Regions from separate parts of the Mus musculus genome. Here all the other regions are linked to region 6. Evidence: chromatin loops called from intact Hi-C (ENCODE). Cell type or tissue: heart. All regions are shown on one strand. Links, peaks and the distances in the headings refer to the core of each region. The heading gives the core; the rest is flanking DNA.

What was found. Hi-C counts contacts between places; a loop is a spot of excess contacts. Peaks named below come from ENCODE experiments on the same cell type or tissue, not always from the same donor. Only the 100,000 strongest peaks of a DNase experiment are listed, where the experiment ranks them.
Region 1: a loop joins it to region 6, with 2.6 times the contacts of the local background. A loop is called at or near these places in 6 of 42 quality-filtered maps.
Region 2: a loop joins it to region 6, with 2.6 times the contacts of the local background. A loop is called at or near these places in 2 of 42 quality-filtered maps.
Region 3: a loop joins it to region 6, with 3 times the contacts of the local background. A loop is called at or near these places in 8 of 42 quality-filtered maps.
Region 4: it touches region 6 in a loop (2.5-fold over the local background); 4 of 42 quality-filtered maps call a loop at or near these places.
Region 5: a loop joins it to region 6, with 6 times the contacts of the local background. A loop is called at or near these places in 24 of 42 quality-filtered maps.
Region 7: it touches region 6 in a loop (3-fold over the local background); 4 of 42 quality-filtered maps call a loop at or near these places.

What each region holds. Positions count from the first base shown.
Region 1 is chr1:90,273,756-90,278,125 of GRCm38, reverse strand. It overlaps 2700003A03Rik (a long non-coding RNA gene), which reads right to left. Exons shown (of 4, transcript XR_003947931.1): 1 at 4,221-4,370; 2 at 2,576-2,732. Among named protein-coding and RNA genes, the nearest start is that of 2700003A03Rik, 3.1 kb to the right of the region's middle. In heart, for the core only: no CTCF peak of the experiment used is centred there; a DNase peak (open chromatin) is centred at 2,058; H3K27ac peaks cover 3,064 bases.
Region 2 is chr1:90,289,276-90,293,645 of GRCm38, reverse strand. 2700003A03Rik (a long non-coding RNA gene) reads right to left here. Exons shown (of 4, transcript XR_003947931.1): 4 at 2,876-3,022. Among named protein-coding and RNA genes, the nearest start is that of 2700003A03Rik, 19 kb to the right of the region's middle. In heart, for the core only: a CTCF peak has its summit at 2,184 (motif pointing right); a DNase peak (open chromatin) is centred at 3,855; H3K27ac peaks cover 1,814 bases.
Region 3 is chr1:90,495,373-90,499,742 of GRCm38, reverse strand. The region is part of intron 1 of Gm28722 (a long non-coding RNA gene); the gene reads left to right. Among named protein-coding and RNA genes, the nearest start is that of Gm28722, 6.4 kb to the left of the region's middle. In heart, for the core only: a CTCF peak has its summit at 2,047; a DNase peak (open chromatin) is centred at 1,972.
Region 4 is chr1:90,151,803-90,156,172 of GRCm38, reverse strand. Iqca (IQ motif containing with AAA domain) reads left to right here and starts at 2,737. Exons shown (of 19, transcript NM_001368722.1): 1 at 2,737-3,008. The coding sequence starts at 2,998. 4930434B07Rik (a long non-coding RNA gene) reads right to left here and starts at 2,681. Exons shown (of 4, transcript XR_878374.2): 1 at 2,435-2,681; 2 at 1,916-2,100; 3 at 1,540-1,778. In heart, for the core only: no CTCF peak of the experiment used is centred there; a DNase peak (open chromatin) is centred at 2,622; H3K4me3 peaks cover 951 bases; H3K27ac peaks cover 1,750 bases; H3K27me3 peaks cover 3,080 bases.
Region 5 is chr1:90,203,296-90,207,665 of GRCm38, reverse strand. It overlaps Ackr3 (atypical chemokine receptor 3), which reads right to left and starts at 3,686. Exons shown (of 2, transcript NM_007722.4): 1 at 3,579-3,686. In heart, for the core only: CTCF peaks have their summits at 2,200 (motif pointing left) and 3,694 (motif pointing right); DNase peaks (open chromatin) are centred at 265, 755, 2,175, 3,705 and 1 weaker place; H3K4me3 peaks cover 4,000 bases; H3K27ac peaks cover 4,000 bases.
Region 6 is chr1:90,586,196-90,590,565 of GRCm38, reverse strand. No RefSeq gene overlaps it. Among named protein-coding and RNA genes, the nearest start is that of Gm35192, 5.5 kb to the right of the region's middle. In heart, for the core only: a CTCF peak has its summit at 2,010 (motif pointing right); a DNase peak (open chromatin) is centred at 1,995; H3K27ac peaks cover 2,404 bases.
Region 7 is chr1:90,243,588-90,247,957 of GRCm38, reverse strand. Gm34930 (a long non-coding RNA gene) reads right to left here and starts at 693. Exons shown (of 6, transcript XR_878384.1): 1 at 431-693. In heart, for the core only: a CTCF peak has its summit at 2,223 (motif pointing right); a DNase peak (open chromatin) is centred at 2,267; H3K27ac peaks cover 3,440 bases.

The sequences.
Region 1 (4,370 bases), core at 270-4,269, 310 kb after region 6:
AGGAAAGTGACTGCATGCTGGCAGGTGCCCCCGGGTGTTTTCAGCAACAGACTTCATCGTGTGTGCCAGGGTTTAGATTCAGCACGTCTCCCAGATGACCACATTCAAGCAAGCGCTTAGGGTGTGTCCGAGATATGTTTAGCGCGATATTCAATCTGCCAGCGATGGACAGTGGTTGCTGAGAGAGCCTTCTACACTAAATGAGTTGCATATTTTCTGGAGACATAAACGGGGGATGAATAGAATATTATCCAATAAAGCAGCACATGGGCATGGGGGGCGGGGGGGGGCTTCAAACACACTCTTTCCACAAATGACAAGGCCATCAGGATCTGCTGAGACCAGAACGGAAAATTAGCAGCATCTGACTGGGCCTGAGGAAGAGGCGGGCATTGGATACACTGATGTAAACAGACCAGCTGCATAGTCGGTGCCCTCCGCGGCCACCAGCCAGTGCCTCAGAAGAGCAGGCATGACTGCAGAGCTAGGAGCTAGGAGCATGTGTCTCATGCTGAATGGCTTCCAGGAAAGCTACTTCAGACTCTGAGGAGAAAGGCGACATAAACAACCCCTCTTGAGGTAGTGTCTGTCAGACATAGGCGCATTCAGGAAGCTACTGCCACTGGGGAACTGTGGGCATACATTCTGAGTTCTGAAGTTGGCCTAGGCTCTGGCCAGGCATTGCTACTGCCCTATGGAAAGGGACGTGGGAGAGGGCTGAGTGGCCTCCACTACAAACAGCAGAGAAGAGGAGGGCCTTGTTAGGCCTGGGACTTGCCCCAGGAGAACTGGCTTATGGTGAAGTGGGAACAGCTCTAAAGGCTAGTCGTGTTACAGTGTGCCTGGAGGGCTCTATGGGGACCAGTGAGGTTGTATGCCTACAATCCTTAGCACTAGGCCCCGCTGGCAGCCAGAAGTTTCTCCGGTCACTATATGCAGAAGTCCCCTCAGCACCCTTGGTCTCATGCAGGATTCTCTGCACAAAATGGCACAGGCCTTGGGTAGAAAGTGCTGCCAGTCAGCAGAGCTCCTTGTCCATTGGAGCTAGGTCAGGCACTAGCATCAGTGACAGCTTATTCCAGAGCCCAGTGATCCCACAACACCCTGTGCAAGTCACAAACTCCTGAGGGCCAGTCTCTTCCTTGGATGAGCCAAGCGTTCCTAAGAGAATCTTATCCTCTGAATTTCCCTGGGCTCTTAAAGAAACTACCTCAGCCTCACCTCCTTTCCACCATGGGTGAGACTATTCCTGTAGTAGATGCTACTCACCCATTTCCTCCTGCTCCTTACCAGTGTCAGGGTCAAGGTGTGCCTGTCTTTAGCTGGGCCTGAACTCCTGAGCAATATGGAGAGGAAACCCAGGCATGTGTTCCTCCTTGGAGTGGTGAGTTGAAGCAGGAATTGCTGTCAACAGCCATACACACAACACACATATACTAATACAGATGCACTCATATTTGCACGTGTGCACACTAAACACGTATAGACCCACACGTATGTGGACTTGTGCAGAGAACACACATGGAGTAAACTTTAGCACTGCACACTGACAGCATAGGTCCACTGCCCACACCCCTGTACTTTGAAGGTGACTAAGGGCACCCCATCCTCAAGGCCGGAGGGGTATGCTTGCTTGCCATTACCTGGGTACTACTAGGTCTGTTGAATGAGAAGTCAAATCACCTACACGCTTCCTGCTTTTATTCAGTTCGGTTCATCCTGAAGAAGAGCAAAGCTCCCATACAAGAAACAAACTTCCGAAGTCTAGCCACACCCTGCCCAGCAGGCTGCAAAGGACCTCCGCCCGCTAGCAGGCAGAGTTCGGACTAGTTGCCAAGATCTTCCTCATGCTCCAGCTCATGTGAAAGAGCTAAAATGCCCTGCTGTTGTTTGACCTGCCTTCATGCCGTTAAAAAGAAACTACCAGGAGCATCCTTCGGTTCATCATCTGCACAGCTGGGCCATTTCCATTTCAAACACCAGCTTGGCAGCTGAAAATTTCACCACTCCTCCCTCTCCCATGACACCAGCAGACTGTTCACCCCCTCCATGTCGGAATGTACGTGACTCATCCCAAGATGGCGCCACCATGTTACCGGCAGGCAGATCCTCAGGCTTCGAAGTATGTTTGCGTCTTCTCGCCTAGCCTACTCACCACCAGCAGCTCAGGGTGTGCCATCTGTTGAGCATCTTACACCCTCTGCACTCCAGCCAGAGCAAATTCCAGATGCCTCCTGCTTCCTACTCAGCATAGGTGAGAAGCTGCCCCCCACCCCATCCTCAGCAGCCCAAAGTGTGGCTGCTCCCCCTAGGTCCTGCCCACATCCTCACTCAGCACTGAAGTGGAAATGTAAGGGTTTTTTTGGAAAGTCGGTTGTGTTGGATGGTGTTTTGCTGGGGCAAACATGTAAGGGAGTGTTTTCCTGAAGTGGACACAGGTGAAAGACTAAGGCAGACTTATGAAGGACCATTTCATTGAAGCAGACACAGGTGAAAGGATGTTTTACTAAAGCAAGCACATGAAAGGACACATGATGAAAGATTCTTTGCTAAGGACATTTATGTATTGGCCCACCTTACATTGCGCAGCTGAGCTCCATCTGTTGGAACTCCATAGAGAGAAATGCCAAAAAAAACTTCTGGTACTGTGCTATAGCTACTTGCAGCTTCCGAGGACAGGCTCATTGACAGAGTGATGTCAGCTGAGATAGATGCAGGTGCCGAGTCACGTGCTAGGGAAAGATCCATGGAGAACACATGAAATTTAGAGATAACACGAATAAAACTTGATAGACAGTGACAGAGACTGAGCTTGGCTTACTTGTGGAACTAACTATGCAACAGCTTATGGGGCTCTCGACTTTGCTGATGTTTGCTGAGAGGCACAGCTAAGAACTTCTTCTGATGACCTTCCTAGTCCTTCCTGCTGACTCGTGCCGACACTGAGGCCTGGCTGTCTCTGCTGGGTCATGCCACCATTGCTGAGTCATGTTTACTGTCCCAACTCTACCAAACTGGACTACTGATATATCCATAAAATGTTTACCAGTAGACCGAGCTGCTACTAAATAACCTGTAAACTAAACTGCTGATTTCCAGACAACACAGATGGAAGCTGCTCAAAAAAAACCAAAAAACAAAAACAAAAAACAAACAAACAAAAAAAACAAACTGGCTAACCAGGTCCACTTCCCCTGTATCCTTTCTTTTCCACTACCTCTGGTGGGTGGTGGGCTAAAGGGGGAGTTAAGAACTATCATTTTTTAAAAAATTAAAGTTAGATAGCCCTTTGGAAGTTGGTTGAAATAATCCTGGGAAAGGCAGACAAGCTCTGTGACAGACACCTGGAAGAAGCACCCAGATACAGCCACATACGAGGCAGGGGGAAAGCTCGAGGGGCTCGTGTGTCTACTTGGGGTCATAGAAGAATTTTGCGGGTTTCAATTTTAAGATTTTTCCTACTGGAGCTGGAGAGATAGCTCCAGAGGCCACCCTTCCAAAGGACAAGTTCATTTCCCAGCACCCACACTGTGGCTTACAGCCACCAGCACTCCAGTTCCATGGGATCCAATGCCCCAGTAGCTGCTTTCTATCTTCCCAGGCTGCATCTATCCTGTGGTTCAGCTTCACTCAAGCAAGCTTGGATCCAGAAGCTCAAAGTACCAAAGGGTTGATGGATTCCCAAGGGTTTAATTCCCCAAAACATGAGGGGCCCCATCCCATTGTCATCAGATCCCAGGGCTGAACCTTGGAACCAGCTCTGGCCCTTGCAGCTTTTGCCCTCAGACTTGTAGCTTCTGCCCTTAGACTTGTAGCCTCTGCCCTCAGACTTGTAGTCTCTGCCCTCAGACTTGTGGTTTCTGCCCTCAGACTAGAAACCTCTCTCCTTCACTTCCTTCTTCTTGTCCTTGTCTCTTTCCTCCCTCCCTCCCTCCCTCCCTCCCTCCCTCCCTCCCTCCCTTCCATTCTTTTCTTCCCTTTTATTTGGGGGCAGAGGGGACAAGAGTTTAAGATCTCAAGTTCTCATTCTATAGCCCAGGCTGGCCTAGAACTTTATCTAATTCAAGATAGCCTTCAACTTGTGGCAGTCCTCCTGCTAAAGCCTCCCCAGTGCCAGAATTACAGGCATGGCCCTCTACATCTGACTTCTTTCTGTTTCTAAGTTAGAGTCCTGCATGGCTTTGCAGTTTTAAATTATTAGACAGGATCTTTTCACTGACCTGTCCCCTACTCCTTACCACTGCTTCTGGCTCATTACTCTGGTCCTTGATGGCACAGTGACCATGGTCCTCACATCCTCCCAGTCAGGCCTTGGTCAGTTCCTTTGCTTTGCTCTCCCCTTGGCCAATCCAGCCTCATTTCTGCATGTG
Region 2 (4,370 bases), core at 188-4,187, 300 kb after region 6:
CTAGTTTGCTTCATGCTGCTATGATACATCACTGACCAAAACCAACCTGGGAGAAAAGGACTTGTTTACCCCACTGGTGGGTTGGTGCTTTGTGATGCTGGCTGCCATTACAAGCAGGCTTTCCACTGCAGCTGCAGTGACTTTTCTTCTTTCTCCTTTGACCCATACCTGAGCAAATCAAGTTCAGACGACAGGAACTTCCCCAGAGCCTGATGGGGAGGGACAATGAGGTCCCCAGTGTCACCACCACGTTTCTTTACAGAACTGAGATTGGAGAGTTGGAAGTGGCGTTGGTGTTACTCATTGAAGAGAGTGGGAGGCAGGAGAATCCTGTGAGTTCAAGGCTATCCTGGGCTATCTCCGGAAGACTGTCTCAATAAGGAAGGTGGGAAGGGAAAGCGCAGGAGAGATGGGGGCAGGGGGAGAAGATGGCAAAGAGGAAAACAGGGGAAGGCATAGAAGAAGAAAGAGGAAAGGGGGCATTTGAAGAGAAGGAATGATGTCATAGGGTGGCCTGAGCACAGAAACCCTTCCCAGTGGGGTGAGGAAGCAGGAACCATTCTGCTCAGCTTCCTCCAGGCAGCTCCTCTAGGGCAAGCTCCCTCTTCCACCCCTACTTCCTTCAGCTCCTTGGCAGGGGTGAGGGGTGGGGTGGAAGTGGGTGAGGGTGGGGCAGGGGGTTACCTTCAGGCCTGCAGCTTCCTGGGCCCCTCACCACCAGAGATATTCACATGTATACAAGTCAGTCTGGGGTTGTTTGTTTGTTTGTTTGTTTGTTTGTATGTTTGCTGCTGTGACAGAATACCACAAGCTGAGCAACTTTCAAACAAGATAAATGAATCTCCCTACAGTTGTGTGGAGCTGGGAAGTCCAAGATCAAGAGGCTGTGTCTGGTCAAGGCATTCTTTCTATATCATATCATGAAAGTCAGACAACGAGAGGGCAAGAAAGAGACAGAGGAGTCTGAGCTAGCCCTTTCCTTAGCCACCTCCATGATAGTGTAACAGTAATAAGTCACTCACCAGGGCAGTGGCCCCACGGGCTGAAAGGTTCATAGCCTGTATACTGCAATGGAAATGGTTGTGACGTGACTTGGGGGCAAGCCATGGAAACATTGCAGCTTCTCAATGTGATGTCAGACAGATTCTCTGCTGAGACACCAGGGATGCAGGGATGGCTAACAGGGTCCCCAGCACCTGTGCTTTGACCCTGAGATTCCCCTAGCTCTCTGTGTTTCCTGTGGAGAATCCCCAGGTCTTGCTTTTAAATAAGAACTAAACTTCAAACCATTTCAAATTATTCAGAAGTAATCTGTCTGGTGCAAACCTGTAATCCCACGGGTGGGATGGTTTCATTTTGAAGGCCAATCCTATGGAAAGAGAGAAACAAGAAGAGAGGAAGAGAGGGCTGGGGGAAGAGGAGATGGAGGGGGAGGGAAAGAGGGAGAGGAGAAAGAGGAGAGGAAGAAGGGGAGGGGAGGGAAAGACTGAGAGGAGGGAGAAAGTAGAGAGGGAGGGAGAGGGAGAGGGAGAGGGATGGAGGGAGGGAGGAAGGGAGAGAGAGAGAGAGAGAGAGAGAGAGAGAGAGAGAGAGAGAGAGCCTGCCTTTTCTGTGAAAACATTAAAAAGGCCAGCAAACCTGATATAGGTGAGTGACCTTCTATAGAGATGTTTCTTTCATTGTTAATTATAGTAATCATAATACTATTGTTAAGGACTTTAGGAACTACCAAGTGGGTAAAGGTTTTTGCCACTAAGCCCACCCATCTGAACTCATTTCTCAGGACCCACATGGTATCAGGCAAGAACAGATTCCCAAATTGTCCTCTGACTGAATGGATATATATGCCTTGGAGCAAGTCTCCACTCCCATACATACACACAAAATAAGTAATATCGTTAAATTAAAAGGGAATTCTAAAAGGTCTCATCCATGATGTCATCATCATGGTACCGTTACAATATGCCCACAAGACTAGGATATCAGAAGTCTGAGGGACACACACATAGCACTAGATTGATCTGTGCCTCCATGGTACCCCAGATGCTTCCAGAAAGTGTATAAGTGATATACAGACTTCTGCCTCTGGGGTGGGTTGCAGGTCTTATGTTCTGCTACCTTTTGTTTATGTGTCTGTGTGCTTTGCCAGCAGTATGTCTGTGCACCACATGCATGCAGTCCCTGTGGAGGCCAGAAGAGGGCGTCACATTGTCTGGAACTGGAGTCACCAACTGTTGTAAAGCACAACCATTAGGCTGCTGGGTGCTGAGTTCTAGGAATCAAACTCAGGTCCTCTGCAAGAGCAGTGAGTGGGTTTGGCCTCTGAGCTATTTTGCCAGCCCCTATATTTTATGTTAAAAAAATGATTACATATTCTGGGACCTGAACTTCAGATGAGAAAAGAAAAGGGTATGAAAAAAATATGGAGGTTGTCAGGACATAGTGTCTCTAGTGTCAATCTGCCCCAAGGGACAGCTAAAGCTGGGGATTGTGAAGGAAGGGCTCTCATGCATGAGAGCCCAATCGTGGCTGTCACAAGACACTGGCAGAGCCATCCTTTCTGCAAGGACATCTGCCCAGCAAGTGTTCAACCTCAGACTAATGTCACCCTGGTTACTGATCCTTATTAGACAAAGACTGCTGTGTCAAAATCTCTGCTATCCTCGGAGTTCTCAGTCTGAAGGATTTCTCCCTGGCGCACCCTTTTGAAGATGCCAAAGCTTACACAGCGCACACTCCCTTTGTAATGCTTTACTGTCTCCAAACACAGTCACTGGGCCACATTTTGTTTTAGATTGACAGAAGAAAAGAAGTGAGGAGAGCCAGGGGTACCCAAAGGAAGGGAGGAAGGGAGGGAGGGAGGGAGGGAGGGAGGGAGGGAGGGAGGGAGGGAGGGAGGGAGGGAGGGAGAGCCCTGTTCTTCCTTGAAATAGCCGCAGTCAGTTCACATAAGTAGGCTCCCAGGATCAGCATAGGAGTAGTCATCTTGTGTCCTGTTAACAAAGGTCCTCACAGTGACTTCCTGTTTGGGAAAAACACAGATGTGTGTAAGTGTGTGTGTGTGTGTGTGTGTGTGAAATAACCCCTAATTCCCTGCTGGACAGTGGAGTGGGTTGTCTGTTGGTGCTCGTTTCTCCAGCCCCTCTCCAGTCTGCCTCTGTGTATCGCTACAAGAATGACTGCCTATCATATTTTGGGGTATGCATTCCTTTGATTCCAACCAGTGTAAAATGTTCCATCCCATATTCTCACACCAAGACCCGTCTCCTTGAGAACAGAAGAGCCTTTTACCCCAAACTCACGGCCACTGTCTCCCTCAATGAGGGTGTGCTCAGCACCATGTGTGAGCAGGGGCAGAGCCCCCTTTCCAGACACAGCCTTTGCCCCAGAAGCCATGCCTTCTGGCTCAGTAGCAGGAACACAGGCTCTAACCTGCTTGCCACCGGCACAGTCTAAAGAGAGTCATGCTGAGTTTCTACATGGAAGTGTCTGCCTACAAAAGCAACAAGCTTCTCCATCCACTTGAGGCTTACCACCTCCGAGGGCCAGCCAGAGAGAAGTACAGCCCATGAGAGAGAGACACCTCCAAGTCCTTCCCACCCCACCCCCACCACAGCCACTCAGCCCCATCCTTCCAGCCATGTAGCCTTGGAAACCAGAACAATTCCCCAAACATCCCAAGATTCCCACGCACTCAGGAACTCTCCTGGAGATGGGTGGGGGACAACAGCAATTGTTTTTACAGATGAAGGGACCAGGAGAGAGCAGGTTGGAGCCCGTGGGTTACTTATAGCTGGCCCTCCAGCTACTCTACACAAACCCAGGGAGCGGAAACCTGAGTGTGAGCTCAAAACAGGTCAGCAGGGCCTTCCTGGCCACTTCCCCCAAAGATCTATAGAGGCAGCCATGGCCGTGGAAGCCCTCCCCCATGGGCAGAAAGGCAAAACTTATCCTCCAGGGACCTAGGGACGCAGCACAGCCTCTGACCTCAGGGAGCAGGCTCAGGGTGTGGGCCGGCCAGATAAGAAAGGGGAGGAGGGGCCTGGGGAGGAGAAACCAAGGGGAGTAGATAGAAGCCCAAGACTTTGAGACACTTGTTTTCAATGCATAGATTCTCAGCATAACGAGCAGACTGTGTACTCTGCCCACAACATGCCCTGAGAATGGCCAAGTGCTGCGATTTTCTCTCCCATAAGCCCTAGGTGTGCTGGCTGAGGATTCAGCAGGAGTACACTCTAGTCAAGAGGGTGTAGACGCCCTTCTGAGTGCAGATCATCACAGGGCTCAACTGCCTTCAGTGGTGCCTGCAAGTACCTGCTGCTCTTAATGAGATACCAGATGCTTGACTCGGTGACTCTTTTCCAGAATTT
Region 3 (4,370 bases), core at 170-4,169, 91 kb after region 6:
CACTTCCATGGGGCTGAGTCCAACATGGTGGGGAGCATAGCAGCAAGAGGCAAACACAGCAGCAAGAGCAGGAAGCTGGGAGCTCACATCATGAGCCTTAAGCAAGAAGCAGTGAATTGGAAGTGTCCAGAGTTGTTTAGCTCTCAAATCCACCTCTGGTGACATACTTTCTTCAACAAAGACCTACTTCCTAAACCTCCCCAGACAGCACTGCCAGCTAAGGATCGGGTGTTCAAATACAGGACCATATGGGGTACATCCTCATTCAAAGCACCACAAGCAGTACGGGTTGAACCATACTCTCTTCCTCTTTTAGGTATTTTGAAAGTTTTCTTTAATCCCTGTTATAATTGACTTTGTTCTGTTGTGGTTATTGTTATTATTGCTGTTGTTATTATTGTGTGTGTGTGTGTGTGTGTGTGTGTGTATGTGTGTGCGTGCAAGCACACACATGCTCAAGGGCAGGTATACATGAGCCACAGTGTACATCTAGGGGGCAAAGGACATTCCATAGGAGACAGTTCCATCTTTCTATCATGTGGCTTCCAGGGACTAAATTCAGGTGATCAAACTCATGCTACCTATGTGTCTTGCTGACCCGGAAGCCCTCCTACCAAGGAGAAAAGTTCATCTATAACTTTTAGTTAAAGCTGATAATGCAGATGATTTTCTTACAATCGGAATGTCTGCTTATTTTAACACAGGCCCCTTCATAATTCTTCAAAAGAAGTATGTTTGCTGCAATATTTGGGAACTGTACTTAAAAATGATTGCTTATTTAAAATTTGAATTCAGCTGAGCACCCTAGCTTTGATCTGCCATACTCCACATTGTCCCTGTATGGTACTGGCTGCAGGCTTTCGAGGCAGGGATTAGCACTGATTCTTGATCTTCAAATGAGGATACTCTTGCCCAAGAAGTTCACAGGGCTTTGTGCCATGGTGCTATGCTCCTGCTGAGTCTTTTCCTGCATTCTTGGGGGTGATCCCCAAGGTGTGGTAATCTGTTTCTGCTCCAGTGTTAGGGTGTGTTAGGGAAGCCACAACAGAGCACCACAGATGAAGCAGTTTAAACACTAATCATGCATATTCTCAAGGGTTCAGAGGTTGGATGACAGAGATCAGGTGCTGATTCTCCTGTCTCCTGGGCATGTCGGTGGCTGCCATGCTTGTGTCTTCATAACATATTATGATGTGAATTTGTGTCCCAATTTCTGCTTCTGAAAAGGTCGTCAGCTCAGGAACTTTGGGAAGGTCATGAAACACTCGCCCCTCCAGAAGGGGAAGGCTAATTAGCATTTCTCAGACCAAAGGGCTGGGACCGACCTGACCTGTGGGTGGGGACACATTCCACAGGACTGACCATTGCTCACCTTCAGACAAGGAAAGTCCTTGTCACCTCATTCCCTAAAGACCAATCAGTTTAAAGGGTGCACTGTTCCACCAATCATATTGTGCCTAGTTGTTCTCTGTTCTGCCCTTAGAAACCATATAAAAACTGAGCTGGTGCTTGGGGTCGCCGCCTCTCCTTCGGGTCTGGGACGACCCCAGTGCACTGGAACAATAAATTCCTCTTGTTTTTTGCATCGATCCTGTCTTCATGTGGTTCACTCAGGGAGTCTCCAGTAAGCTAAGGCTCCCCAGAGTCTTACAATTCCAGTTGAGCTTACCACATGGCCTAATTTAACCTCCATTACTCCTCTAAACCGTGTCCCCAGTCTAACTAGAGGCAGAGTGAGTTAGGACTTCCCTGAGGCAATCTGGTGGCACATGGGGTGGCCTGTGGCAATTCCCTGTTTCAGTTTCTGTTTCCTCAGGCATCCACCTCACCTTGTTCTCTGTCTGGACTGAGTGTCTGAGGTCCTGAGAACATCCCTTCTTCCAGGATTGGCACCTCCCCCAAGACCTTGGTAGGTCTTAGGACAGCCTGACTCCCTGTGGCCTCCTTCCCAGGGCACAGCTCCAGTTCTGGGTGGAGTTTCCTTGGCAGGGCTCTGGTCACTCTGGACAAATTCTCCAACATTGGTCAACACCCTTCTGGACTTCCAAAATGGATCATTGCCTGGAAACTTCTGTATGCTGCCTCACCCCACCAGGGCTGCCTGATGCAGGCAGCTGTCTGAATCACTCTTGAGACAGTCTATGTTTTTTGAGCCCTGGGCCATGGATGTCAAACCACCTTCCTAGGACTTGCCCAGTATACAGGCAGCCCAGCTCATAACATCTGACGTCTCAGGCCTCCGGATGCTCAGGGCCACCCAGTCTTCTTGACAATTGGCTTTTCTGACTTGGGTTTTACTTATAATCTATTTTGTCTAGACCTTAGTGCATCTAATGACTTGCAATGTGATTTTGATTCATTGTGATTGGCTTCTAGAATCTTCAAATGATTATGGGGACATCATACCATTCACCTAATCTCCTTGCACACTTTTCTTCTTAATGATGTAAAAACACATAAAATTCACCAGCCTGTGATGTATAATATAAGGTTCTCTTAGGATTTTAGTTGCTATAAAGAGACACTGTAATCACTGCATTTAAATGGGGGCTGGCTTACAGTTCAGAGGTTTACTCCATTAGTCCACTGTCGTTGTGGCAGGAAGCACAGTGGCACACAGGCAGACATGGTACTGGAGAGGTAGCTGAGAGTTCTATATTTGGATCTGCAGAGAGCAGGAAGAGAGAGTGACACTGGGGTCTGGCTTGAGCTTCTGAGGCCTCAAAGCTCACCCACAGTGACATACTTCCTCCAACAAGGCCACACCTTCTAGAAGTGCCACTCCCTATGAACCTATGGGGTCCTTTTTCATTCAGACTACCACAGAAGTTATAATTTCCCCTAGTCACCGTTATCACTGAACACCTGAAAGAAGATAGTTCAGAGGTCAAAGCCTTCCATACACCAAAAACAAAAATCAGAATGCAAAACCCAAAACTCTCATCAGTGATTTTTTTTTTTTTTTGGTCAATCATACACTGAAATGATGACAGTTTGGCTTGTTATATGGCATTAAATCAACCATGTGATTAAACCCACTTTGTCTAATTATATTTCCTGTTATTAAATGTGGCTCTGGGCATGTCACGTTGCACATGGGGCTGTCTGTGCTGTGTGCAATCTCCTTCTCTTCCACACTGTGCCCTATATTCGACGTGTCCCTCAGACGCCTATCCAACAATCTAACAAACCCATGAACGTCACTCTTAAAACACATTTTAATAACTGCGAGACAAGACCACAACGGTCGTCTGTGGTACACTTGTGTCTCAGATTGTCTTTTAGAAGTTCAAGCCAATTGTTCTGGATACTTTTCAAAATTATTTATTTTTTTGCCAAGTTCATAAAAACCCTTTTGGCGAATCCTTCTGCACAGCTATACATATTTTCTCCCCTCAACATGACTGCCTCGAGAATGCGGACCTTTTAATTTACTTTCCGCAGTTTTTGAAAATCATTCTTCATAGATAATGCACTGATGCACTGCTATAGGCCCCTGAACTTAGATGCTGTTGGTTTTGACGTCTTCATCTTTTGAGGTTAAACGGTCTGCCGCTAAGCACTGGTGACTGTTGCTGTCTGGGAGGGGTGCTTTGCTGCCCAGCCTACCATGTGCTGATCATTTCACTCTGTTTTCTCTGTCATTGTGAATTGAAGATGGTGACTTCCCAGTCTTAATAAATAATTATGGTGGTAGTGGGCATTACTCCCAAAAATAATTTGCTGTTATTGCTCTTAGGAATTTTTACCCCATTAAACTTGGCAATGCTCCTTCTCCTTGGCTCAGGTCGCCTTCAAGGACACCATTAGCGAGGCATTTTCCCTTCCCAAGTAAAATAAGCAGTCTGGAAGGCAGAATTTCCTCCTGGCTTTCTACAACCCATTCACTATAAAAATAAAACAAAACCATTAGTTTTTCGTTTAGAGACATATTTTCATAGGGTGACATGCCAGACTACAGACAGTCCATGATGCTTTGTAAAATTGTCAGTGGACTGTGCATAGATAGGTTCTGCGTTCCCTGCCCAGAGTCCAAGTTCAAGGGAAAGTGTGGGCTTGGCTTGCTGTCAGGGATAGATCTACAGTTAGGGTTAGGGTTGGAGAAACCTTATTTTAATGTTCTAATGCATTGAACATCCATTTTAAAACTAAAATCTCCGTAAACGTTTTTAAGTTACGGAAATCCTCAGTTAAGAGCTATCTTATGTTTTACATCAGTAGACAAACAAAGAGGCGATTGGCATTCATCTCGGAGGAAATGGCAAGCTCGGAATTTTTATGGAGCATCCAACTGAGGGACTGAGCCAGCAGATAACTGTAGCTCTCACGCAGAGATGGGAATGGAGCTGAGTTGCCATCAGCCAAGACTT
Region 4 (4,370 bases), core at 260-4,259, 430 kb after region 6:
CCCATGGCCTCAATATCCTCCTTGCCTCCTTCCCTAACATCTACCCATTTCCCAGAAATAACAAGCAATATCAAGGCAGAAAACCCTGCACCAGGTATCCAAGGGACAAACACCAAACACAAGAGGACAGTGACTTCCTGGGCTTGATAGACAGCCCTGAGGAGAAGACAACCAGGTAACCTTGATCCAAAAAGGGGGTTAATCCCCCCAGGGACACCACCACTTCTAGACTTCCAGGGATGCCTGGGTCCTGCTTTGAGCTTGATGCGCCTTCACAGATGACCTTTAAGCATTAGATGCAAGCATAGCTCAAGTGGACCTCCACAGGCATCTGAGCCTGTTCACTTTCAAGAAAGTGTCCTTCTGTGGTGACGGCCTATAGCCACCCCCACCCCATGGTCACTCTTTCCCAAACTCCATGAAGGCTACTAACTCCAGCAAAGTGTCTCTGTCTGCTGCCCTATCTGGCTTTTCAGATGGCAGTGTAAGTGTCTATTTGCTCCAAAGAGAGCAAGAAGTAAAGCACCCTTGACAAGGAGCTTGGCAACTGAATGCTGAGGCTGTGCGAATCACTAAAGGCAGTGGATGCAGTGGGCTTTCTGCATTGTCCCCTCAGGGAGCAGTGCTGGGTGTCCCTGATGGATGAATAGCTGAGGACCCACTGTTTTGGTCTCACAGAAACCCAAAACTTTAACCAAGACAAGTGTTGGTACCCACACTGAGATTGAGACCTTCAGCTGTTTGTCCCCTCGTCAGGGCTACTTAGGGCCTGACCCATAATCATTTGACTTCTCAAAGGCACCACCAGGAAAGGTGAAGCGGTTCCCATCTTTACAAGGTGGGAAACTCCAGGTGGTCTTCGAAGACCAAACAGCTAGTGATACACATCAACTCCAGTGTCTATTTGAGTGTGGCCTTGAAACTAGTTGCTTACACCCCCGGCTCTCAGTTCCACCTTACATAACTGTCCAGTGAGGTGGTGGCCAACGTCACAACACTGTGCCTGACACCCTAGCGTCAAACTCGGAGCTGCGTGCACTATTTGCTATCTGAGCACCGTGGTCAAGCACTTTGTTTTGATGAGCTTGTGTGTGTGTGTGACTTGCATTGACTTCATACAGCAGCTGGCACTGCCCTCTCCCAGCTGAGCGCTGACTGAGTTATTCCTTCTACCTCCGCCTGGGAATGCAAGTAGATCAAGGTAATTTATGAAAGCTCTTATGGTCAAGCTGTGGGGTCCTGAGTTCTCTCTTGACATTTAACACGCTAGTTAAGGTCCTGATGGTTTTCCTATTTGAGCACTAAGTGGCTCCCACTCTCCCCTCGAGAGCTTTGCACTTTGTATTTGGCACTGAAAGCACTTGTTGCTGACAGCCAGCATGGCTCCTGGTGTTGTCTTGCCATCTCTTGGTTCTCCCAGAACATAGCAAGAAAACTCTCTCTCCCTCCCTCCCTCCCTCCCTCCCTCCCTCCCTCCCTCCCTCCCTCCCTCCCTCCCTCCTTCTCTCTCCCTCCTTCTCTCTATTTCCCCCATCCCACCTTAGATGTCTCTTTGTATTTCCATGAATTGTGGGCGGGCACATAGATAAAGGCCAGAATCAACATCAGGTTTCTTCCTGGACTGCTCTTCACCTCATTTATTTTTTCAGATGGAGTCTCTTCCTGAGCCTGGAGCTCACAGAACAGACTAGATCGGCTAGCAGTGCACACCAGGGATCGTCTTGTCTGCACAGGCTTCAAAGATGTGTGCCACAGAACCTGGCTTTTCCCCATGGGTGCTAGGGATCAAAAGTCAGGCCCGCATATTTCTCCCCCAAGGAATTAACCAATCTCCAGAGCCCTAGAAGCTCCTCCTCCCCCGCCCCCCAGGAACACCAGCTAACCCTTTTGAGCAGCCCATGAGTCTCCATCTTACCCAGCCACAGTCACTATGGCTGATTCCGGCTCCTCGAAGTCAGGACATGCTGAGTTGTGCCTGGCCTTTCTCAGCTTTTCCCAATTCCTTTCTCTGTTGAACCCTTTCATCAAAAAAACATCCCTGGGACCCTTGGTGTGTTGTCTGGCTGGCTGCTTTCTCCACAAAGACTTGGGGAACTGGGCCTAGCATAAATCAGGACTCCATTGCAGCCTCTAGATGGAGGTTCATACTGCTACAGGGTTGGGGAGAGGTTCGTACCTCCTTTGTTCCCTCCCTCGATAATGGTCTGTGGTTTGGGTCTGTTGCTTCCTGCGTTGGCTCTCCTCTTTCCCCTCTCCCTCTTCTCCACTTTCCCCCCACATTTTCCTCCCTCCCCGAATCCTGTCTCTCTATTGTGCGATTCAGGGCATGCCCCTAAAGGAACTGCAGATTCTTTGTAAAGTTTGCCACTAAATTTTAACGTTAACTAAGAATGAAAACTAAGAAAAGCCTTTTTGCGGGTCGCTGACGGCTCACATAAACAGGGCACTTCTCTTTTATGGAGTGCCGGCCTCTGCGCTTGCCAAAGTGCGCAACTTCTGCACCCACTCTGAAGATGGGAAGATGTCAGAGACTCCAGACAGAGACAAAGCAGGACCTGGAGAGCCGGACGTAGCTCCTCCCACCCGGTCAGCTGCAGAACTTGCCTCGCCCCTAGCTCCTCGCGCCCTGCCTTGCAGTTGCCACGGAAACGGAAACATAAGCAGGCACTGCTCAGATGTAGAGTTCCTGTTGCTAGGGGCCACCTGAAGACGCTCTAGTGGGAGAAGTGGGGTTCCAGAGCCCGAGGCAGCAACCGGAGCGAGGGAATCCCAGTCAGAGCCTGCTCTCCAGGAGGGTGGCCACAGGTCACCAACCCTGCCAAGCCTCTCCCTGCCCTAAGAGACAGGCTGTCCTCAGTCCCTGTTCCTCCCTCCAGAGGAATCCCCAACCTCTGAAAACCTCTAGGGGGAGTTCCCCCAACTTCGGCAGTAGGCCAGCCTTTAGAGGCCAAGGAAAAGCTTTCCTGTGGGTGAAGGAAAGACAGAAAGAGGCCAACCATGTCGAACCTGTAAGTGGTGGGTTACTATTGCCTTAGTGGGGGGGTCGCCTGGGCAGGGTGGCTTCTGCCTTTCCCCCTCCCTCCTCCCTCCTCCTTTTTATCTTTTATCAAGTTCAATGTGCCTCAGAAATGACTCTCCCTGTCTCAGCAAGGAACACTAGACTGTTTCCCTCCTTCCCCAGGGGAGGACCTCCAGGCCTTCATCACATGTCATGGGTGACCGAGGTGGCTTTTCTATTAGTCATGAAGGGGTTGCTTGTGGAAACACCAGTCCCTAGATCGAGCTCCAGAAAGATCTGGGGGAAGCAGCAATACCCTATTTCCCAGCCCAACCCCGAGGCTGTTGCCCTGTGTGTGTCTGTCCCCACCCTGTGTACCTGGCTCTGCACTTACTTCACATTGGGAGCACACGGTATGGCTTGACTGGAGTAAGTTTCAGGGCCCAGCCATGGCCACAGCCATCCTGTAAAGCTGTAGCTCTGCGTGCTGTTTCCATCTTGTTGAAGAGACATCCTCATGGGGCAGTGGCTCACAGCGTCAATGTGTAACAGCTGTATACCACAGCTCCAGCTCCAGCTCCAGCCTACCCCCAGCCTCCCAATACTGACTTTCAGGAAACCTAAGCCTGGAAGTGAGGAGTGGGGTGTGGGGAGACCAGGAAAGCAGACTGCATGCATGCAGCCTGTGGAACTCGAAGGAAGGCTGTTGAATATCAGCTCTTAGCTTCATAGAGATGAAGTAGGAACTTGACAGTGTGGACCCAGGATGGTCCATAGGAGACACAGAATAAGTGTAGGTAAGAGGGCGAGCCCGGATCAGCGGGAAGAAGAGCTAGCACGGCAAAGGATCCAAAACCCCTTCCTCCATGGGAAAATGGTGGAGAGAGAGAGAGAGAGAAAGAGAGAGAGAGAGAGAGAGAGAGAGAGAGAGAGAGCAGGCTCTACCCAGTGATCCTGGCATGAGTCTATGAAGAGGCAAGACTGGAAGCCACATTAGCAGCCTAAGGTCTCTGCTCGTAACTGACCGTGGAGTGATGGGCCAGAAAGATCATTCTGGACATGGGAGAGGGGAGCCGGTGCAGTGAAGGCCTGAGAGTTTCCCACAGCAGAAAGGGATGAGGCGGTCGCTGTGACGGAGGACAGGGGAGGCAGGGAGTTTTGAATGGAAAAACTCAGCTTACAGAGCTGGAGAAATGGCTCAGCTGTTAAGAGCATTGTCTGTTCTTCCAGAGGTCCTGAGTTCAATTCCCAGCCACTGCTTGGTGGCTCACAACCCTCTGTAATGGGACCCGATGCCCTCTTCTGGTGTGTCTGAAGACAGCTACAGTTTACCAGTGTACTCACACATACAAAATAAATAAATCTAAAAAAC
Region 5 (4,370 bases), core at 100-4,099, 380 kb after region 6:
GTCTGGAGGTAGGTATTTATCCAGCCTGTCTTCCCTATCTACACCTTTGAAAACAGTTCAGGGCAGCTGATAAGCCACGAGGGATGCACACATTAGTAACTAACGGGCTGTAGCTTGTCCATGCTCCAGCCAGTAGGAGCTGTGCTCAACAGCTTCCACTTGGGTCCTGTGTTACAGGCACAGTGTTTTCATTTGGCTGGGACAGTCTACAGAGAGCCTTTCACTGAAGCAGGAGAGTCTGACTGTCACCTTTGCAGAACCGTGAGGCCACTGTCCATCAGAGAGATGACGGCTGCAATGTTGCCCATTAATCGACCCCCCTACTTAAGTCTACTTGAAACACACACCCAACCAGCGTGACACCCACCCAGGCAAATCCTAGTCTTGAGTGCAGAAAGGGACTCTTGTCTATCCCCCAGTACTGAGCCAATGAGAAACAATGCTGTCCTGACCACACATTCATTGTGGCCCTGAGTGACCTCAGTTCATGTAAGTAAGGAACTGCTTTGAATTATTCAGGAACTCAAAGAAATAATAAATACGGAGAGAAAAATCCACACCCTGATTCTGATACAGGCCACCTATCCCCAGGGTTCTTGGCTGAATTTCCCACCAACACATGAGACAGCCTTCTACTACCATGGGAGCACTCACAGATAGAATGAATGTCCCATCCAGAAACCGGATCAGAGCCATTGTGCTCAGCCCAAGGGAGCAGAGCTGCATCTAGCAGAGAGATCTAGATGTTCCTGTACATACAAAGGCTGCCAGCTGGCAGGATAGAGCCAGAGTCTGCATTCCCACCAGTTTAGGACCTGGGCAAGACAATAGGAGGTTCAGGTTCCCAAGCCACACTAAGAAAGCTTAGGCTCTTCTTATATACCAACCTTCAGGCTGGCAGAGATGACAGAAAAAGACGCCAGCTATTTAGCAGACACAGCCTTCAAACGCAGCTTTCCCAAGCTGCCCAGGGCTCCACCTGGAGTGGCTCAAGGCCACCTGAGACAGTCTCCATATCTCCCAGCCGTGGGCTGGGAGAACAAAACACTGCCCACAGCCAACCTCCTTGTTCTCTGCAAAATTGTCACCATAAAATTCTACAGTCTCTGGGATGTGTTTATAAGAAACAATTTTTTTTTTTAAAGTGAAGTTTGAGGGAGTGTAGGCTAACCATCTCTCTTCAAACAATTCTAAGTGAGTGGATTTTTAACAAGGAAGGCATCAGAAGGCTAATCCCTGCAGAAAATATCCTTGCCCGACACCTGGTCCCACTTGCTTCTTTCTTTAGGCTGTTTGCTTCCATTGTAACAGCAGAGAGGTGCCCCAGTGCCTGGGGAGTTTGAAAACAGTCATTACTACTTGTCTATCAATTTTATCTAAGCACATAGATTTCAATTACCAGACTTTATGTTTGTTTATTGTTTATTTTATTCTGAGACATAATGTGTAGGCAACATAACCCAAGCTGGTCTCAAACTCATAGCAATCTTCCTGCCTCAGCCTCTGGAGTTCTGGAATCACAGGCATGCACCCAGCCTAACAGGCGACAAGAAACATTTTAATACCTGATTGTCCTTAAGAATCCCTGGTTGCTTAGCTGAAAAGTACAAATGCCTTTGGGGGCCCAAATTCCATTCTGTTTGCTACAAGATCTCAGAAAAGTAAAAGTTCTAAAGTTGTTGGGGCCCTTTCCCCCTCCTCCGTGACTCTAAAAGTTTATAAAGGAGTGGCCCTTCAGACTCAGCTCTGAGTAACTGCAACCAACTTCCCTGTGTAGATTTGAAAATTAGAGCACTCTGCCTCAAATCCTCACACAAAAAGCCACTGTTCTGACTAACCAGGGTGTTTCATGGTCTTTCTTTCTTCTTCTTCTTCCATTTTTTTTATCCCATTTAGAAAGCCTACCCTTGGCCAGCTCTGGGTCTGATTAGAAATCATAATACTTTCTTAGCTCCCTAAGGGTTTGCTAATAATACTGGATAAACTCCCCTCCAAAGCCCTGACTCAGTTAAGCACAAGCATGCAGCCGTGTAGCTTTCTGGAACTTTAAAATATATGTGTGTGATTGCACTGTGCATGCCCCTTTAAAAACAAACTGGAGGAACCCAACAGGCAGCTAGCAAGCAGTCGGACTTCCCCAGCTTTTACACCTCTGCTCCCAGACAGATCCTTCCAGCCCCTGCTGCCTCCTGGAGGCAGCAGCTGAGCTCAGCAGAGAGCAGCACAAAGTGTTCACCGCTCAGACTGGGGGAAATTAGAGCAAAATGTTTCCAAGCTGGAGCCTGTGCACAGCTCCCGATCGAAACAGGGTTTTCATTTCATTTGGGGCAGGCTTCTATTCAGATGGGAGAAAGACGGGGACTTGGGGGCTTTATCCATTTACAATCTGCAACGAGCCAGGCACAAAAAAACAGAACCACCCCCATCCCTCCTTTCTGGTCCTATCCATTGAGCTCCACATTCTCCTGAACTAAATAAAGACCACAAAGCCAGCATCTGCTCCTTCAAAGAAAAACAAAGTTTCCATACTGGCCACAGCACAGACTGGGGTCTCAGGGATGCCACTAACCCAAGACACCTTTAAAAAGATGCTTGATCCTACCTCACATCGAAACAATTAATTAATCTGTTTGTGAGCAAATGAATGGAGAGACAGAGAGAGAAAGGGGAAGAGACAGCCAGTCTGCCTTTCACAGTGCCTCATTTTCCTAGTAGCTAGCAGCCAGGAGTCTTGGCTGACCAGGATCCCCTGACCTCAGAGTCTCCCTCACTCCCAGCCACCCAGTGAACCTTTATGCACCCTAACAAAAGTCAGCAACACTCACAGTTCACTTGGAGAGTAGATTTAAATTCAAATACTAGATTTCTTAGTGTCTGCTTTTTTTTTTTTTTGTCCCAATTGAAGTTGGACAACACTTTCTAGGAGAACAATAAATACTCAAAATTAGATTAGCAGGGGTGCCATGAAGAGATAAGATGAAGAGGAGCTAACATTCAATTTACAACTTCCAGAATTCAGGAGCTGTGAATTAATCCATCCCCACCCCCCAGAGCACGGAGTTTAAACTCATCCTAGACTCAGAATGCTCAGCCCAGTTGTCTGGTCCGCTGAAGGATGCCTCTGGGCATATCACATGCCTTTCTGGAAGTGCGCTTGTGGTTTTTACAGCCAATCTGATAACCAGAAGTAGGAGTGGGCAAACAGTGATGCCAAGCTCACCCCTAAGCTGGCTTTGGGCAACCTCAATGGGGCATCCCACATTCTCTGCAAAGTTTCCCTGCTTCCTGGAACTTAAGTACTCACAGAAACAAATCAGAGTCCAGTAGCAAACAAACATACACAGAGGTTTCCCTCCACAAATGACTGAACTCAGATCCCCCAAATCAGGAGCAGTAGCTTGCAATGCAGGCATGCAGCGTGCTTTGAGCTTTCCAATCCGGACCTGCAGGCTCTAAAGCCCCCAGCTCAGGGATCCAAGAGTTCTCAGAAAAAGCCCAGTTCTCGTAAGAACAGGAGTCCTGCCCCTTGCCGTAGTTGCTCGGCAAAGCTGTCGCAGAAGCAAGGCTTTCTTACTTACCTCAGGGCTTCCTGGGCTGTGGTTTGCCTTCCTGACGGTGAGCGCTGCAGGCTCCTTCAGTGCTGAGCAGTTTGTAGCAACTGAGATCTCTCAGGGCTCCGGACTTGCCTTTTATATACACTGCGGGAAAGTGCCTCTAGGTGGCAGTTTTGCAACCCTCGGCTCTCCTCCCGCCCCTCCTCTCCCACCACAGCGCGCAGGCATGCAGGCTTGTACAGGCGCACACGCCCTCCTGTAACCCTCTCTAGGTTGTTGTTTCCTGCACAAACACATTCTTGGGAGCCCTCAGATCCCTCCCTTTGCAAAGGCTAGATCCTATTGGGGGAAATGTCAGCAGAAGAAAAACCAAAAGAAGTCCTAGGACGTTCCAAAATGATAGAATATTGATCCAGTCTCAGGTATAGCTTTTAATAATCCCATGAGCACCGGGAGTTCCTTTGAATGCCTGTAGCTTCAGGGAAGACTTTGTTCCCAAGACAAATTACTCTGAACTTCTGAACTTCGATGTTGGTTTGTCAAGCTTGCTCTTTCTTTGTCGATGCCTCCTGGACAGAAGTCACATTTTGGAAAGGGGACGATTAATCGACCCTGTACCGCCATCACCCAGAAGTGAGGGAAAGTGCCTTTAGGTTGGATCCAGATTCTGCTGGAACTCTTACACAAAGTCCTTAAGGCCCTATTAAGACCGTGTTCCACGGAGTCGAGCAGTGCCAGTCACTGAAAAGGCCTTGTCGCAGGTGAGGTAGAGTCGTCATTGTGAGCTTAGCCAACTTTTATCGCAGTCCTCATCTT
Region 6 (4,370 bases), core at 161-4,160:
CATAGGGGGAAAAAACCTAAAATTGTATAAGGAAGCACAAAAGATCAAGGCAACCAAAGCAACCTGAACACAAAGAAGGCTGTGGAGGGTATTGCTATTCCTGAGCTTAGCTATGCTACAGAGCTATAGTGATAAAAGCGCCTTGGTGCTGGCTGACACAAAATAAAAACAGACATGTAGATCATGGGGATAGAGCTGAGGTCACGGATGTAAGCCCATGCTACTACAGCCCTGACTGTTGAAACGTATTTTATTTGTTATGTGTGTGAGTGTCTCGCCTGCATGTCTGTGTGTACACCACATGTATGCAGTGGCCATAGAGGACAGAAGAGGACATCAGATCCTCTGAACCGGGAGTCACAGATGTATCATTGTGAACTACCATGTGGCATTTGCAAATCGGACCTGGGACCCCTACAAGAGCAGTCAGTGCTCTTAACTACGAAGCTGCCTCCCCAGCCACTGCCACTTTGACAAAGAGAACCAGGGTCCTTCTTAACCAAAGAGAAGAAAAACAGGAAACAGATTAAAGAATGGGAACACACACAGTTTGATAGGAAAAATGGAGGTGAAAAGACCTAAAACCCACTAGGAACATAGACAAAGGCCTGGACAGACAGACCCTCAAAGCACACACTAGGCACAGAAGAGCAGAAACTCTGCTCCATTTGTGGAAGAAAAAAAAAAGGTAAAAAGGTAAAACTGAAATATGACATTTTCTCCACATTTCTTCAAAAGGGTGTCTGTTTAAGCTGGGTGTGTGTGACACAGGAAAAGGAAAGGCAGAAGGATCCTGGGCACTAGTTCGTCCTCAGCTCCTTAGTGAGTTCAAGGCCAGGCAGGACTATGTGAGCCCATACCTTGATCAAACCAGAAAGGAAAGTAGGAAGGTGCTTTTCCTGTGTGTAGGAGCCAGGGAAGGGGCTCCAAGATACACTCCAAGTTCCCCACAACCATGTGACGAATCAGATTCTCTCTGTCCTTAACTTCCACCCCGGTTTTCATTTGAAAACATTTTAAAAGTTGCCTTGACACTTTCCAGGTAAAATCCTGGAATGTGAGAATCAACAACACCCTCCTGTCATTGCTGCAACCACAAACACTCCCAGAATGGGCTCCCAGAGCGCTGGAGGTTGGAGGGATGGAAGGACTTATGGAAAACATGCAGTTCCATGGACCATGCGACCCAGTTTAATTCCTTAGCAAAGCTGTTACTGTGAGTTTATGGACAGAGGAATAAAGGATACTTAGAGAGATACAGACAGGGGAAGCCAACTAGTGCTCCAAGTGTCCTCTGTCCTGTGCTCCAGCACATGCTGCCCCTAGCCTGTGACTTAGAGCTTTTAGTAGGAAGATCACAATGGGTTGTTCTCAATAGGAGCTTGACAGGACAGGAGAGATAAGTAGGGGGTAGATGAAACTAGTGTCCACCTGCAAGCAGGAGGTTGGATGGTGCCTCTAGCTCAAACCTCAAACCTTCAACCTTCTTGTGAGCTCCCTTGGGCTTTCCCATTAAATACCCGGAGCATTCTATGAAATTGTCTGAAGCATCCTTTTCTGTGGGTTGCCCTGGAGGATAGGGATTCACTGTGTGACTTAGATGATGAGGAAGGGCAACCAGCCCTGCTTACCTTTTGCATAGTCTTGTGGGATTTCCTGGAGGCACTTTAATCAAGAGGCACGGGGCTTTCCTCTTCTGCTTTTGTTTGCTTTCTGATGCTAGAACAAAATACTGGAGGCGGGCACATTATCACAAAAAAGAGGTTTACTTCAGGGTACAGTTTGAGATGCTGTCTGTAAACTCATAACAGCTTTGCTTGGGAATTGGGTGGCTCTGGGATGGGTCTGGCCCCTAAGCTGGGAATGGCAGAGTACGGTGGGTTTATATCATGAGCATGCAGATGTGAGAGGCCAGGATAGGAGAGGCTGCAGAGCTGGAGTCTGGTAATGGGTTTTACTAGCAGCCTCAGACCATTACTTCCTGCTCCTGGGAAATACAAAAGGCACCACAAGGTGGCACTCATCACAAAGTCTCTGACCAGGCAGAGCTCGGCCATGGAAAAACTGATGACTAATTCTGGATTTGCAAAAACAAGGCAGACAAAGGCGGTTAGACTCACCCTAAAATTTGTAGTTTGATTGGTATAATTCTTAGTTCAGCTGAGACTGAAGAGTTGGCGTCTTTGAAAGTGACCTTCAGACAAGGAGTGTGTTCAGCCACAGAGATGCATATACATTCACATATATGTACTCGCACGCATGCTATCAACTAACACATGTGCACACACACATGCACACTTACATATACACCCACATGCACACACACACATGTGTATGCACACACATGCATGAGTACACACACACACACACACACACACACTGCCTTACATGACCCCAGCTCTTCCTCAGGGCGCTAGAAGAGGGTGAGAGTCAGGTTGTGGCACCTCAGGTCGTCCTGTGACAGTGTTATAGTCCTCAAACCACAGGGACATGGAGGAGTTTGGTTTCAGGCAAGAGTTACCCCCTTTCTAGACACCCACTGCGTATGTGTATGCTGCTGGCCACCATCCCATCCATGGTCCCTGACTGTCCCACCAAGACAGGTAACAAGGATTCAGACAATAAGAATCACAGTGACTTGCCAGGGCCCAGTGTGTGCCACCTTTGCCCCCTGTGTGTATTTCTAGAATTTCCCCACCCTGAGCGCCTCTGGCACAGCGAGAGTCTATGTCTGAGCTACTTGGCTCTACAATGCATGGAGAGGAGAGGATCTACTCTGAAGACCTGGGCCCATCTCACACTATCAACATCCTGGTCTCTCACCTCAGTGGGCAAAGCAGGACAGTACAGGGAGACCCCGCCTTACCCATGATTCCTCCTTTCACCACAGGACTTCAATGACACCAACGTAGGACCTGAGGGGCAGGTAGTCTTGGGTAGGACAGAGTACGAAGGGCCTGAGACACCATGCATCACCTTGCACAGGTCAGAGCCAGCAGGACCTACAGCACTGTGAAGAGGCCCAGCTCTGAGCATGGCCACTGCTCTTGTTCCATCACTGTCTGAACTGTCTGTCCTCTGTGTCCCCACTGCTGTGGGATTGGGACCACATTCTAGTGCATGACACAGAACTGGCCTCAAAATTGAGACTTCATTTCACTGTCTAATTGTCCCCGAGTTAGAAAGAAAGAGAACTAAATTGTTCGTGTTTCTACATGTTTTGTGTATTAGTGGTGAATGGCGATATCGGGACAAATGCCTGCAGGAGATTGCCACTGCCCTAACAGCATTGTAGTTAGGGATTTCCCCAGTCTTAGGTAGAAATTGAACTCTCTATGCAATAGTGGTTCAGGTAAAGAGCAGGTGACCTGAACGTGAGTAATTTGCTCTGTCTGACTCATTATCAGCTTGCCCCACAGCACACAGTGTGAAGCACCACACTAGCTCTTTTTCCATGAGAGTGTTGTTGTTGTTGGAGGTGGTGGTTGTTGTTACTGTTGTTTTAACTACCCCTGGTCCCTGGTCTGTGCCATAAGTGCCATAAGTGCAACTTAGTGGGCTGGGGACATCTGCATTCTGACCTCTTCACGTGTCCTGTGTCCCTCAGTTCCCTCTCTTCTCCTTGGCACCTTGGCCACGATGCTCGCTCTCCCAAACACAGAGTGTAGTCAGCAAACGGATCCCTGTGCATCAGCTGCAGGAGCAGCCATGCGGGTGAGGAAAGGCAGTGGTCTGTGGCTGTCACAGCATCTGAAGTGGAGTGGAGCCACTGGGCTGCAGAGAGAAACAGTGCAGGCTGTGGGAGATTGTTCTGGAACCACCCTGCATGGCCGGACCAGTGTAACAGCCTGCTTTGTCTGTAAGAAGACTGCCTTTCTTTTAGCAATGCACACTGGAGCTGCTGGGCCTGACCTTTAGACCAGCTTGGTATGATAACCGAGCTCTTGGCCCACCAGGGCTCACCAGCCCCTAGCCTTCACTCTGGACTTCTTTGTTTAATAAGACTCCAATGTCTCTTTGTTTCTGAACTTCTAAGAGACCTCCTTGGCCTCTGTCTGTCCTCCATGACAGTTCCAGCTTTGCAATTAGTCCCAGATAGAAATCTTTCGGTTGGTTAGTCATCTCTGTTTCTTGACCTTGACAATTCACATCCGGGCAGCCTAGGGATTGTGGTACATCAAACACAGTGATAACTCAAAGCACCCAGAAATCACGAGAGCCAGAAATTGGGTGAGACCCTACTCTGTGAAACAGATTGGCAAAAGGAAGTCCTCAGGGGAACAGGAAGCAGGGGTTTGTCCTGGGTCTTCCTAGGAAGTAGATGCCAAGATGCTCAAATATGTAATAATGACATTTTAAAATATGTCGCT
Region 7 (4,370 bases), core at 227-4,226, 340 kb after region 6:
ACTGCCTATCTGTTTGACCACGCCTGGCCTGTTCCCAACCTTCTCATCCAGGCTGGGCCTGCAGGCCCTTGCTCCATGGTGGTCTGAAGAGCCAGAAGGAAGGAATCCACGTATTCTCACACCTTGATAGGATCTGTTGTTACAGTGTAAGATCCCAGTACATCCAGCCAGGCACATCATCATCCCCCATATTTGCAGCCTCCCAAACCACTAGGAATAAAGTTAGTGTCCCAGCATGCAGTGTGCAATCAGCTTCCTGTCTTCCTGCCTGCTGTGTAGATGGAAGAACTCAGAGCTAGCTGGCCACAGAGCCTACCTCCAGGGCATCCTAAGTGATGGATGTTGTTTCTTTCACTCCTAAGGTGCAACTTGCTTCCTCCTCCAGACACCCCTTGGCTCCCACCCAGCAAGTGTCAGTGCTGACTCTCACCATCTCGGTGGCTAAGAAAGCATCAGGTTTAAACCAGGCATCAACCGCTGTACTCACTGGGCAGCTGACATAGCTTGCAGATCTGCTGATCCTCCTTCAAGCTCTCTCTGTCTATTGTTGGCAGCTCGCCCTTCCAGGTGTGGCCTGCCACCTACTGCCTCTCTTAGTCTCATCTGTGCTCCAACCAGGGACTATACAGAGGCCCCATGGGGTTGTGTAGTCTGGAGGATGAACATAGGCTTGAGGTCTGGGTTTCCCTCACAGATTTTCCATGCGTCCCCCACCCCACCCCCAGCCATGCCCCCCCCCCCAGAATGCCCATCCTCTGCAAGTGAGATTTGCACCCTCAAGTTTCCCTCTGACTCCATTCCTCCACCAGTGCTCCTGGGACAGTGGCTGTCACTTTTCTGAAAGAAGTCAAGAGGTAGCCCCACTGCCTGGGCATTAATGGCTTTCTGCCTTCCCTGGCTCTCAAGCAGGTCTCAGGATAAGGCTCTCTCTGTCCCTTCTACTGAGCCATGGCAAACTCTGCCTCGTGTTATCTTGGCCAACCATTGAACCATCCTCCCCCTATCTCCTTGTCTGCAGTTTCTCATCTCCCAAAGGCACCTGTCCCTGTCACCAGATGACCAAGCTGTTATTTAACTTACATGTTTTTACCACCACCCTGTTTCTTTCAAGAGAAAAAAGATGCAATGACTCTTCATCCTCTTCCCCCATTGTTCCTGCCTCCTTTCTCTGCCCTGCATGATATCTGGATAGCTTCTCAGGCCAGAGGTGTATTCAGCTCGCCAACCCCTCCCCCAGGCCCAACACTTCATTCAACCAGCACAGAATTCTCCTCCTTGGCCAGGCACCCTGGACTCTCCTAGTCTATGATTGTCCTGTCCCCCTGTCTTATTCAGCCCACGTCTCCCAAGGGCCACGGGAGGCTGTTTGTACGCCTGTCACCCACTCAGTGGTCAGCCTGAGCCTTCCTTGGGAGCTGACAGGGGCCAAACTCTTTTCATCTTTAAATCCACAGTGTCTGGCTCACAGCGGACACCCCCTGGTGATGGATAAGTGAATGAATGAATGATTGATTGAAGCAGCCTGCAGCCTGGGGTCCGTCTCCTCTTCTTAGGAGACAGTTCATTGTGTGCTAACTCGCCAACTCCGAAAAACAAATAACTTTCTAAGAACGCCACAACCAAAGCTCTTAATGGGAGACTGACGTGTGTCCAACCAGGCCAAGGAATGTAAAGCTCTCTGGGCCCAGCACCATCCACCAGTGTGTACAGGATTAAGGCCCTGGAAGTTTCAGAAGGGAGACAGTGCCGTCATTGGTCCAGCTTGCCCCAGCATCAACTCTAGGAGTGCTTTATACCTCAGTAGACATCTATTTTGCAAGTGAATATAATTAAGTATGAAGGGTTCCCTCGACCCTGGGACACACATAGTCGGGGAAAGTTAGACTGCCTCCTGGACAGACTGACAGGGAAGACAGTTCAGAAAATAGCTCAGCATGTGAGTTTCCCATCTGCCCTCTAATCAGCTGTGAGAACTGGGCAGCAGCTGGAGAGCAGGGACATTTTTGACCCATCCTTGAGAGCTGGAAAGCCTAGAAAAGGAAGCCAGGTCCTGAACCATACAGAGTTGACTTGTGGGTCCTTTTGTCCCCCAGATTGTAGAGATGAGAGTGGAACGGAACCGAAAGCCTGGCACCTGTCCGGGCTTACTTCTGTGTGTTGAGGCCCGGGCACCTTTGCCTCCCCCAAGGTCAGTGCAACCTATGCATGTCGTACTCCCTGAAGGTGGCACTGTGACCCTAAGATGAATCAGAGCTGTCTGATGCAGCTCTCCTGGGTTGGCTCTCCTAGGGGGCTTGAGAGAGCAAGGCTGGGAGGCTGCGGGACAGCCTATAGGAAGCAGCAGCACCCCACCTTGCACCCCATGCATACGCATTTGCTTCTTCACATAACTAGTGCTTATGGAACCCATACTGACTGCCAGGCACAGTCTCAGACACAGACAGGCCACACCTGACCTTTATCTACCCTGGCTTCTCTTCTCCTTGGTTGCTGGTTACCCTGACAGCATACATCCCCAAACTCTGCCTTATTTGTCTTCACAGGTCCATCTTCTCTACCACCAGTGTAGAGGAGCTGCCAACCACCATCTTCAGTCTTCTCTCGTACTCTGAGCTAAGCTGCATGCTGCCCCATTCCTACAAGAAAAAGGTGTCCACATCGGATCCCCAGAGCATGTGTGGAATGCCTCTTATCCTGACGTGTGTGTGTGTGTGTGTGTGTGTGTGTGTGTGTGTGTGTGTGTGAGAGAGAGAGAGAGAGAGAGAGAGAGAGAGAATGTGTGTATGTGTGTGTGTAGCCAGGAGACAGCCTCAGTTGTCGTTCGTCAAGCATGTCTATTTTGTTTTGTTGTTTTGAGTTACTTGTTTTGGTATTTTGCTTTATTATTTGTTTAGGTTTTATGGGTTTGTTTTTGTTTTTTGTTTGTTTGGTTGGTTTTTGTGAAATTTTTTGGTTGATTTTTGTTGTTTGTGTTTGGTTTTGTTTTCACCACATAGCCCTGGCTGGCCTGGAACGCCCTATATACACCAGACTGGCCTTAAGCTTAGAGACTCACTAGTTGCTGCCTCTAGGCTCTAGGAATAAAGGTATGCACCATCATGCCCAGCCTCCTACACTGTTTCTCTGATTTTCTTTGATGGTTCTGATTAGACAAGGCTAGGGGCCAGCAAGCCTCAGGAATCCTCCTGTCTCTGACCCCTGCCCCACTCCACCTGAGCAACTGAATCACAAGTGCATACCACAGGAGCCTTTTTTTCACTTGTTTCTTAGACTCAAACTCATGCTTGTAAGGCAAGGTCCTTACTGACTAAGCCATCTTCCCCATTCCAAAATAAGAGTCTTAAGGAAAGACAGGCCTGGGTTATCAATGTGGCCACAGTGAGCATCTCGGCTACTTTTCCTGTGTCATTGTGACAGAGATCCCTGACAGAAACAACCTAAGGTGGTCATGGGGTTAGGGGTGGGGTATCTCTGGCTCACAGTTTCAAAGTGAGGATGGCATGGTGAGCAGGTTCCACCCTTGGTGACAGGAACAGGAGGCAGTGGCTGGCCTGTTGATGTCACCTCTGTTCCCAGCAGCTCAAGGAAAACTGAGAGGCACCCACCATACAAGCCTGATCCATGACCTCGGTGTTAGAAACCTGGAAAGATGCTTGAAGACCCAGAATGTCCCATCTGTGTCTGGATACCATATTCTAGGACATTCCAGCTGAAGATTCCTATGGAGCCTTCTTTGGTGTTGAAACAAGTTACCCTATCTCAGCAGGTTTGAGAGGGCATGTCAGAGAGCAGAACACAAAGATGTCCAGCAGAACCAGGGACAGGTGTCTCCTTCAAAAGCAAGATCCTGGTGCCTGCTTTGCCAGCATGGCCTTTAAATAAAGCCACAAATGAAGGAGCAAGCATGAGGCTCTGAGGGCATCTCATGTTCTGATCATAACACCATGTCCTCAAAGGGACAAGGCAGAGGGATGACCACAGAGGGGAGAAAAGGGCGTGTGCTGGTGACAGCAAAGAATTTCATGCTGAAGGAAGGGACCACAAATCAAGGAACACAGTAGATGTCCAAATGATGAGGAAGTTTGTCTCCTCATAACCCCCAAAAGAAGCCAGCTCTCCAAGCAGGCCAACTTCAGCAGTGGCAAAGATCAAACTTGGAGGATCGAATTGTGTTTTGCTTGAACCTACTGAGGTAGGGTAACTTGTTTCAACACCAAAAAAGATTCTATAGGAACCTGTGCCTTCAGCCAAGATGTCCTAGAATATGGTATCCAGACACAGAAGGGACATTCTGGGACACCAAGTATCTTTCCAGGTTCCTCACACTGAGCTTGTGGGTCAGGCTTGTTTGGTGGGTGCCTCTCAGTCTT